Regions from separate parts of the Mus musculus genome. Here region 2 is linked to region 1. Evidence: chromatin loops called from intact Hi-C (ENCODE). Cell type or tissue: left cerebral cortex. All regions are shown on one strand.

Region 1 (5,000 bases):
TACAGAGTCCCTCGGAGGCCGGAAGCATTAGATCCCCCACAGAACTGGATCTTTCCAGACAGCCGGTATATTTTTTTACCCGAGTCATCTCTCTGGACTATTCTCCCTTCTATTTTTGCATCCTTGGCTTTTTTTTTCTTCTTCACTGTTCTTTTCACAATGTTTAATTAATACTTAAGGTTTCTGCCATGAGTGATAAATTCCAGCATTCAGTAATTAATCTATTAAAATGTATGGAATCAGCTGAGGTGGTGGCAAACTCTAATCCCAGCACTCAGGAGACAGAGGCAGGCAGATCTCCGAGTTCAAGGCCATCCTGTTTAAAGAGCGAGTTCCAGGAGAGTCAGAGCTACACAGAGAAATCTTTCTGTTGTGAAAAACAACAGAACAAAACCAAAAATGAATAGAATCATGTCTTGTTTGTTTGTTTGTTTTGTGTTTTTTGAGGCAGGGTTTCTCTGTGTAGCCCTGGCTGGCCTTGAACTCAGAAATCCACCTGCCTCTGCCTCCCAAGTGCTGGGATTAAAGGCGAGCGGCACCACACCCGGTTTTGTCATTTTTATTTTTTTAATGGACTATGATACCCTTTTTATTTTATTTTATTTTTAATGTATGTGAGTATACTGGGCCATCTCTCTAGCCTTTACATTTAATTTTTGCCATAGCACTATGCTATAGATGTTTTAATACTAATTTCACAAACAAGATAACTAAGGCCCATTGTGAAGTAGCAGATTTTTTTTTTAAGATTTATTTATTTTATGCATATGGGTACGCTGTAGCCGTCTTCAGACACACCAGAAGAGGGCATTGGATCCCATTACAGATGGTTGTGAGCCACCATGTGGTTGCTGGGAATTGAACTGAGGACCTATGGAAGAGCAGTCAGTGCTCTTAACCACTGAGCTATCTCTTCAGTCCTAAAGTAGCAAATCTTAACTCACTTTAAGTGCTATATTGTTTAGATAGGGGTCTCACTTTATAGCTCTAATTGGCCTGGAACTTAAGAGTGTGCTAGGATTAAAGGCATGCTCCACCACACCCAGCACGAAGCAGATATAAAGAACTCTTGGCCTTTTCCGAGGGAGGCGTATACCTATAATCCCACCAGTCACTCTGGAGGCAGAGGCAGGCAGAACTCTAGAGTTCTAGGTCAACTTGGTCTACATACAGAATTCCTGGCCATCCAAGAATACATAGAAAGTCTTCTTTAAACATAGCTACCTGGAATGCTTGGGGCAAAAGGAGTTTTCAGGCATAATATATGAAATAAAATCCTTCAGAGTGGAGCCTGAAAGTCTGCTTTTCTAAGTAGCACCCCAGGTTATATTAATATAAAGAATGCACTAGCAACGTTTGAGAAACTTTTGTTTTCTTGGGTTTTTTGACCTAGCTGTTCTGAAACTTGCTCTGTAGACCAGGCTGTCCCCAATCTTACGGAGATCCTCTTGCCTCTGCTTTGAGTACTGAGACTAAAATTGTTGGACAGTGAGAGATGAGTTTCAAAGAAACAAATTTGATACCAGGTGGTGGTTTCCCACACCTTTAATCCCAACACTTGGGAGGCAGAGGCACCTACCTCCACTCTCCGAGTTCAAGACCAGCCTGGTCTACAGATGGCGTTTCAGTACAGCCAGGGCTACATAGAGAAACTGTCAAAAACCAATCCAACCAACCAACCAAGCAACTAAAACCCCCAAAGGGTAGTATTAGGAACTTGCATAATGCATTAAATAACAGCTAACCTGAGAGATCCCTGTATAAATTACATTCTCTTCCCTTGATCAGAGATTCGTGATCAGAAGCGATGCAATTTGGAGAAAATACTATAGGGTGCTCTAGGATATGTCTTAAGGAACCCAAGATTAACAATCACTTCTTGAACAAGCAGGGTTTTTTTTTTTGTTTATAGGAATAACAGTACGTTTGTGCATCATTTATTAATTGACTGGGCGCCTTCTCTCAGTCAGCATTTCCTGAGGACAGCAGTAAGAAGCCTTCCAGGCTAATCTAATCCTGAGCTCTGAATAGCCATTCCGATCTGGGGCGAGCGCGTGAGGGCTGCGCCGGCTCCAGCCAGCAGAGGGCGCGCTCGCACCCTCCGCGCGGGCCTCGGGACCCAGTGGCTTGCTGTCGCCTGGGTTGCTCCCGAGCACGCCCCCGCCCGCCGCGTCACGTGACGCCGCCACGGACCCTGAGGTGCGGGCCCTAAGCCGAGATAAAGTCGTTGCCGGCGGCCCAAGCGGGTGCAAGCCCAGCGGCAGAAGCGAAGGCGAGCTGGGGAGGCCCGAGGAAGTGGCTACTACCTCTTCCCGGTCTGGTCGGCTCCCGGTCCCTTCCCACCATTCGCCGCTCGCGTCTCCTCAAGCGTTTGCATGCGCTCTCTCGCGTGGGCAGGCCGGGGTGACCATGTAGCTGGAAAGCCCGAGGAAGCACGGCTGCCCGGGACGAGCTCGGCGCTGACGGCACGCCGCTCCGGCGTCCCCCGCATCCCCCGCCGCGGCCTGCGGGGTCCTGCTGGGAACCCCGGCCTCTCGAGGAGGCCTGGCCCCGAGCGCCGCCAAGTCTCGCCCCGTCTCGCGAGAGTCCAAGTTGAGAACATGGCGACGTCTAATCTGTTAAAGGTAAGTCCCCCCGGCTGCAGCCGGGCTTTTGCCCGGCCATCGATGCGCTCGGCTCCCGGGGAAGGACCGGGCTCCGTGGGAGCGGCAAGATGTGTATGAGGAGAGCGGTTCGGGGTTGTCCACCGGAATGAGCCGGGGTGGCTGTTGCCCGAGCACCCCGACGCCGGGCCCTGGCCTCGGGGGTCCAGAGGACCTGGTGGGTTCCTCCCGCCGGCTCACCGACTCGCAGCGATGCTTTCAAGGGACCAACCCCGGCTGGGAGCGAGAGCAGTGTCGCTGGGCCGCACCAACCCATCATTGTGACTCTTGGGGCCCGTCCCTTCTGAATGGAGTGTCAAAGACATAATAGGGGAAAAAAATCCCAGCAAAATGCTGCCTAGCAGGTTTCAATGGCTGGTCCCCCCATGCTCCCCCAACCCCATTCCTTAATTTCTGTTCGCACTCTGCAGGAACTGTGAGTTAGACAGCAGTGCCTGCCTGCCACTTCACCTCTTTCCTCCCTTCTCTGAATGTCACACCTTCCCACCAGTTCTCTCACGCCTGGCCGTCTATTTCCACCTTTTCTCTGTCCCTTGAGGAACTGTCTCCCAATCCTGACCTCCCTTATAGGACATCGATGGCACCCGATCAAGTGCTGCTGTCCATCCTTTTAGGGTGTAGAAAAGTTTTCATTTAAAGAAAGCATTGAAAAGTTGTAAATGCCAGGAGAGTCCCAGGGCGAGCAGGTTATGTAGAATCATCTCTAAAAAAATGAGGATTGAGGAAGACAATTGAGGCGAGTTTGTGTTTTTTAGTAAGAATTCTGACCTGAACTTACTAACTGAAATATGGGACTAGTGATTACCTGAGGGGACATAAACACTATGTTCGCAGGCTGTGTGAATTAATAATAATAATAATAGATAATAATAGATAATGCTCCCTCCCCCCTAAAAAAGGGTCTCATTGGACCCGTCTTGCCAGAACTTGCTGTGTAACCTAGCTGGCCTTGAAGTCACAGAAATCCATTGTCTACACTGAGGCTGAGGGGAATGAAAAGGCCTACCTGACCCAGCTAGGAGTAAAGATAACTAGGATGATTTTTAAAGCTCTGCATTCCAATATGGTAGCACATACCTTTAGTCCCAACGCTCTTTTTTTTTTTTTTTTAAGATTTATTTAAGTATATGAGTACACTGTAGCTGTACAGATGGTTGTGAGCCACCATGTGGTTGCTGGGATTTGATCTCAGGACCTAGGAAGAGCAGTTAGTGCTCTTAACCACTGAGCCATCTCACCAGCCCTAGTCCCAACATTTTTGAAGCTGAGGCAGGCTGATCTCTGAATCCAGGCCAGTCAGGGCTGTCATTAGAGCCTGACTCAAAGCAAGAGAGAAAAAGAAGTACTGTAACTTCATGACAATATACTGGAAAGACCAGTAACCAACTGAGTGAAGTCAGATGCCAGAAATAGGAATTTTCAAAAAGATCTTTGTAGCTTTACCTGATCTTGGTACTCACTGTGTAGACCAGGCTGCTCTTGAACTTAAGAGAGGATTCTGGGTGTTCCCCACAAGGCCTGGCTGATAGTCTGATTTTCTATAGCTAGTACTGTTGTAATATGAAGGACATAATAAACAGACATTTGATTCTGTTATCTCTACATTGTCAAACATTTACCTATTTTAGTTGTTGGAACTTTTGGGGAGAGGGATTCCAAATACTCATATTTTGAAAAGTACTAATCATAAAATGGGGAGACTGAAGTTTGTCTTTGGAATATGTGAGGACCAGCCAGGGTCTGTCTATGATTTAATATATGGGATTATTAAATTCAGGGCTGTTACTACCTTGAGTAGCTATAGAGCTTACTGGGGAGTGGCCAAATTAGCATATTTTTTGTTGGACTAGTATATTGGCTTATTTGAGAAATGCCTTGGACTTATGCAAGTAGATTTTACCAAAGAGAGAATTAGCATGTCCATCGGTCAGACAAGAGTAGTGTGAGTCAGTCCCAGATCTACCAGCTGTACCTGACACATGCTGAATAATGAGCCCGAGCCCCTTCAGGGGGAAAATCTCAGCTTGCTTGTGACTTCCAGAAAGGTGGTTTTTTTGTTTTGTCTCATTTGTTTGGGGTTAGGTTGTTTTGTTTTTATAGTTGACAGAATTCAGAGAAATAACTACTAGTACATTTGAGAAAATAAGATTAGAAACTTTATGAAATTTCTAAGAATCTGATGCAATAAGATCTGCTTTTATATTGGCATTTTATTTTATTTGGGATCATGTTTTCTGGTTAGATCAAGTGAACTGTCAATTGGATTTTGGCAATTTTTTGAGTATGTAGTGCATATTTGACAATACAGTTTGCAACTGGTTGAATCTTCTGACTCCG
Region 2 (5,000 bases), 310 kb before region 1:
GCCCAATCTAGTCTTGCTAAAGAAAGAAACCTTTGGGTGGGGAAATTCTTAGTCAAATAGATTCCTAAAGAGAATGTTCAATAAGTGATGCTATCAAGGAGTATGTCACTATCCCAGAAAGACCTGAGTTCTGTGTTACTAAGGGTGAGTCAGCACTGAGCCTGAGGAGATGACAGAACACAACAGCTTCTAATTCTGCCCCAGCCTCTTCAGCTCTCCTCTGTGACTCTGCATACAGATCCTCCTCTGTGGACTCTTTATGCATTATTTGTAAAAGATAATTCACATGGTCTCAATCTCTTCGCTGTTGATTGCATGGTAAACTTTTGATCAAGTTTGGGGTTTTATGGGTTTTTTTGTTTGTTTGTTTTGTCTGTTTGTTTTTCCTGAGACAAGGTCTAACTAAATATATAACCCTGGAACTCTCTATGTAGAACAGGCTGGCCACCAACCCATAGCAATCTGGCTGCTTCGGCCTTCCAGGTGCTGGGTGTAAAGGTGTGCATCACACTTGGCTGCTGCTTCCTTCCTTCCTTCCTTCCTTCCTTCCTTCCTTCTTTCCTTCCTTTCTTCTTCTTCTTCTTCTTCTTCTTCTTCTTCTTCTTCTTCTTCTTCTTCTTCTTCTTCTTCTTCTTCTTCTTCTTCTCCTCCTCCTCCTCCTCCTCCTCCTCCTCCTTCTCCTTCCCCTTCTCCTTCTCCTCCTTCTCCTTCTCCTTCTTCTTCCTCTTCTTCCTCTTCTTCTTCTTTCTTCTTCTTCTTCTTTTCTAAATCCAAAAGTAACTCAAAACCCAGAAGAAAAAAAAGTAAATTTGTGGCTAATGGAAAAATCCATAGACCAGGCAAGGGCCAAGTTAAGTGTCATGATTGTGGAATTTATTCCACGGTTACTAGGAAGACCTGTTAAAAAGAATGTGGTCGGAAGGCCCAGCATTCCTGTAGTCGGTAAACTCACTGAGGATCCCCCACCCACTAGTCATCTGCTAAGTTCTTTAATAAAAAGATGAATGAGATCTAACCCTGGAGGTGCCCACATTATACAGTGTCAAAGTGGTTAGTCATTAGTCATCATGGACACCCATAATCAAACAAGCTTCAGGAGAGCTGGTTCTTAAGCTCAGACAACAACAGGATCGAGCGAAATACTTACACAATCCAGACAGCAGGAAGGTGCAATGAGTCAAATGATATATTTTGGAGAATAACTATTTCTGTAAATACAGATAATACATGAGAAGAGACTCATGAGATTTGGGAATCTCGGTTGACTTTGGCCATTTAACAAATACTGTTCCTCCAATTAGATAATAGATACAATACAACTGCTCTGTCTCCCACAACACACGCCTCCTACTCATTACTTGGGATGGCAAGTTCTTCCTACAAATAATTTGAGATTAGAACAGTTTTAGCTGATGGAATCAAATGAAAGGGGGAAAAAATCAATGGTTTAACAACAGACTAGCAAGGACCCACACATTTTGGTTAGCCTGAGGCCATTATTAATATTATTATCCATTGTTTCAGAGATAAGTCAAGTCTCGGTAGATTCATTTGATGGGTAACACAAAGTCAAAAACAACTTGACCTTTATTCTTGATAATACTCTCCATTTTAGGTATTTGTTGCCTTTCTCTGGTTTTGTGATTGTTATTGGACTCACTATGTAGACCAAGCTGCCCTCAAATTCAGGAAATCCACCTGCCTCTGCTTCCCAAGTGCTGCCGCCATTCTGGCTTGCCTGTCGTTTTCAACAGATTGTAAATTCTCTGAGGAGAAAAACCTGTCTGTCTTATTTGTTGTTGTTTTCTCAGCACATTGTTCCGTGCCTGCACAAAACAGTTGGCTTGGTTGTTTGACCTTCTTATACAGCAGTAACCAACTCTACTATGTGACAGCAGCGTGTCCAGATGATCTCTGACAGCCAGGCATTAACTTGTATTGCAGCCACGTTTCAGAGAAGGTAACATTGATCACAGAGAGTGAGTAGGTCGTCATGAAGGGGAACGGAAAGGGTAAGGTAAACCAGAAGATCGGAACACCACGAGCAAAATCAAAGCCTTTTGAAGAAGTCAGTTTCCCTGTGTTGTTCGGAAACTCTTATCTATGAAGACGTTCTACATAAAACCGAAAATAGGACTGAGGAAGGGTGTGGGTGTTCGGGAGTTCAGCCATTCCACTGCAAGAAGGCAGTGTTCCCCCCAAATAATTGCAGACCAGGATATCTATAATTTATCCCATTATACTTAAACTTGTAATGAGCTGTTGTTTATGAAACCCTCGATGAAACACAGGCCTGGGCCAGGGAAGACCCACCGGGGCTCTCAGTTACACCTAATTAAAGAACTGGCTCTTTGACAACTTCACCTGACCTGTCCAAGAATCAAGAGAGGAAGGGGATGCCTGGGGGGAGTCAGAACACACAGGAAAGCAAGTGAGGGTTGGGTATCTGAATTGGGAGGAGGTAAAAAAACAAATAAACTAAAAACAAACTTTGCCTTCTGGATAATCCACCTCAGAGGAACTGGAGAACATTCCTTGCCCTAGATTCTTCAGGAATCCCACTGACAGGTCTTCCCAGGTTCACAACCCTGGACTTCTTTAGGGGTGGTCGACTCTGACTCCTGCACAGTTAAACTAGGCCACTGCGGCCAAGTGCGCAGTTTTAACCCTTTCTTCCCACATTCTGGCGCGGGGGCCTGAGCTCACTCCTCCCCGCCGCGCCCGCGCCCCGGGGTTCCGCGACTGAGCATGCTCAGTAGCCGCCAGCGTCTTGCTCCCAGGGAAACCTCTGCACGCCCTCCCCAGCTGCTCTCGGTCGCCTCCTCTCTGCCCGCTGCCCAGGGTGCAACCCGGCTTGCAGGGCTCCACGCGACCCAGATTCCCGCCCCGCCCCCGCCCCTCCCGCGCCCGCAGCCAGTGCGGCAGCCGCGGCCGCCTCTGTCCAGCATCCGCTCGGGGACCAGCCGCGGCGATCACGGTCGCTAGTGCGTAGCAGGAGCGAAGGCGGAGATGGAGACCACACTGTTGCGATCCCAGAGCTGCTGAGCCCACCACTGTCTCTGCTCCGGTGAGTCGCGACCCTAGAGGAGCCAAGGGTGAATGCCCTTGGAAAAAAGAGAGGTGGCAGCTGACCTGTGTGTGTAGGGTACAAAATAAATGGGGACAGTGAGGGGACGTGAATGAAAGTGCGCACTACCTGGGTGCCGGAGCGCCCGAGTCACCCAAGACTAAATCCTCTTTCTCATCGTGAGCCGGGAAATAACAACCCGCGGCGCTGCGGGTCAGCGCTGGAAGCTGTTTGCGTCCCTGGGGCGCAGGTCGCCTAGCGACTGAACGCCACTGCTGGTGCTTAGGGAGGAATCCCAAGCGGGAACAAAGAGCGGCCTGGCTGGGGCAAGTGGAGGGTCCTGGCCCCTAAGGAGCCCTCTGTCCTGCCGGTCAGGCCCCGGGGCGGTGCCAGGCGGCAGAGTGGCAGAGCTGTAAACCAGAGGTCTCTGAGCCTCCACCCTGAGCCAGGTCTGCAGGGCTGGCGAGCGCACCTCCTTCTACTCCAGGAAACTCCACTCTTGGAGCATCTCCTGGGCAGGTGCAATTGAACAGGCGGGCGGAGAGCAGCCGTGAGGAGCTGTTAAAACAGGAACAGTGGAGCGAGGTGTGCTGTTTTTCCTAGTGCCTTTATTTCCAAGTGTGGGCACCAACTGCTCCCCCTCGTCGTGTTTCTGCTCAACCTCTAAGTGGCGAGTCCGGTAACAGACCTTATGAATATTTCAGAAACGACCTCACAGACTCGCTCGCTTCAGATCAAGTTTAATGAATATGTGTGTAAGCCTTTCTGCCCCGCACAAACAGATGGAAGCCCAGGCCACTGCTTGGAGCTCTCCAAATTTCATCTCTTTCTTCCCCACCAACAGAGAAAAAGACGTCGCAAATCCCCGCAAGCCTTAGACTGGTGTCATAAATTGGGGCTGTCATTTGGAGAGACCGATTTTAGGCAGCCACCCAGGCTTTGTTCTGCATCTCAGCAGTGTGTGCATGTTGTGTCGGTCGCTTGACAACCGTCCTTAACTGCTATTGCCAATATGGTGGAAAGCAGGTAGTAGCATGCCTACATTGGAATAAACGTCATAGTTCCTTGTTGTCTTATGACAACACGGAGTAACAACAGTCTTGGTCATTCTCTCCCTAGAAGTTTCATTTGAGATCAATCTGGTTGAAATTTTGCCAAAGGCACACATTTTTGTTTTTCCTCACCCTTAGGAGATATTTCTTCTTACCCTCTCTTATGGGAAAAGATGAGTGCTTTCTCTGTAAGACATTGAGGTTAAAAACAGCAAAATAATGTTTTATTTCAGGGCACTTTTTGGATTGTAGCAGACTTACGCTTTGAACTACGTAACTCGTGTTGCGCCATCACAATTAACCAGTAAACTGACACACTGCCTAGTTGTCAGTATCCTAAGGTGGATTTACAGACAGTCAGCTCCCCCGGCCCAACCCCAGGTGTGTGGGAGACACATAGGTAATCTTGACCCATCTATAAGGAATTCTTTTGTTGGCCAAGAACTCAAGCCTTCTTGTGAAGAATAAGAGAGACAGTAATTCTCTCTTGCAAGTCTGCACACACAAGGAGGAGGCGGAGGGGCTTCAGTTTGCATACTTAGGCTTCATATTTAGGAAAGGTCCTTCCTACAGAGACCTACCGCAGTTACATCACAGGCTCCACCTCCGCCTGCCAGGCTGCTTCTCCCAGTCGGAGGTCAGTGTGTGTTGCTGTGTTCAATTAATGAAGATTTAAAAAAAAAACTGAAATGAAAATTTGCTCCTTTTCTCTATTGTGTCTTGCTGATTCAACTAAAACATATATGAATGCTAGCTTTCCAAGAGATTTTGACACCAGCGTCACATGTCTGTGCTATTGTGCTGAAAAATCATTGATAGGTGGTATTATAAAGGAATTCCATTTCTATAGAATTAACAAAATAAGGGAACTATTATGTAAC

The links. A loop is a pair of places that touch in the nucleus more often than their neighbours do. Peaks named below come from ENCODE experiments on the same cell type or tissue, not always from the same donor. Only the 100,000 strongest peaks of a DNase experiment are listed, where the experiment ranks them.
Region 2: it touches region 1 in a loop (2.3-fold over the local background); 3 of 42 quality-filtered maps call a loop at or near these places.

Annotation. Positions count from the first base shown.
Region 1 is chr9:53,664,662-53,669,661 of GRCm38, reverse strand. Cul5 (cullin 5) reads left to right here and starts at 2,155. Exons shown (of 19, transcript NM_027807.4): 1 at 2,155-2,624. The coding sequence starts at 2,601. Gm16124 (predicted gene 16124) reads right to left here and starts at 2,569. Exons shown (of 2, transcript NR_166653.1): 1 at 2,307-2,569. In left cerebral cortex, a CTCF peak has its summit at 2,080 (motif pointing right); DNase peaks (open chromatin) are centred at 2,174 and 2,513; H3K4me3 peaks cover 2,069 bases; H3K27ac peaks cover 1,568 bases.
Region 2 is chr9:53,973,092-53,978,091 of GRCm38, reverse strand. It overlaps Elmod1 (ELMO/CED-12 domain containing 1), which reads left to right and starts at 2,791. Exons shown (of 11, transcript NM_177769.4): 1 at 2,791-3,067. In left cerebral cortex, a CTCF peak has its summit at 2,824; DNase peaks (open chromatin) are centred at 3,273, 3,697, 3,973, 4,659 and 2 more places; H3K4me3 peaks cover 2,848 bases; H3K27ac peaks cover 3,018 bases.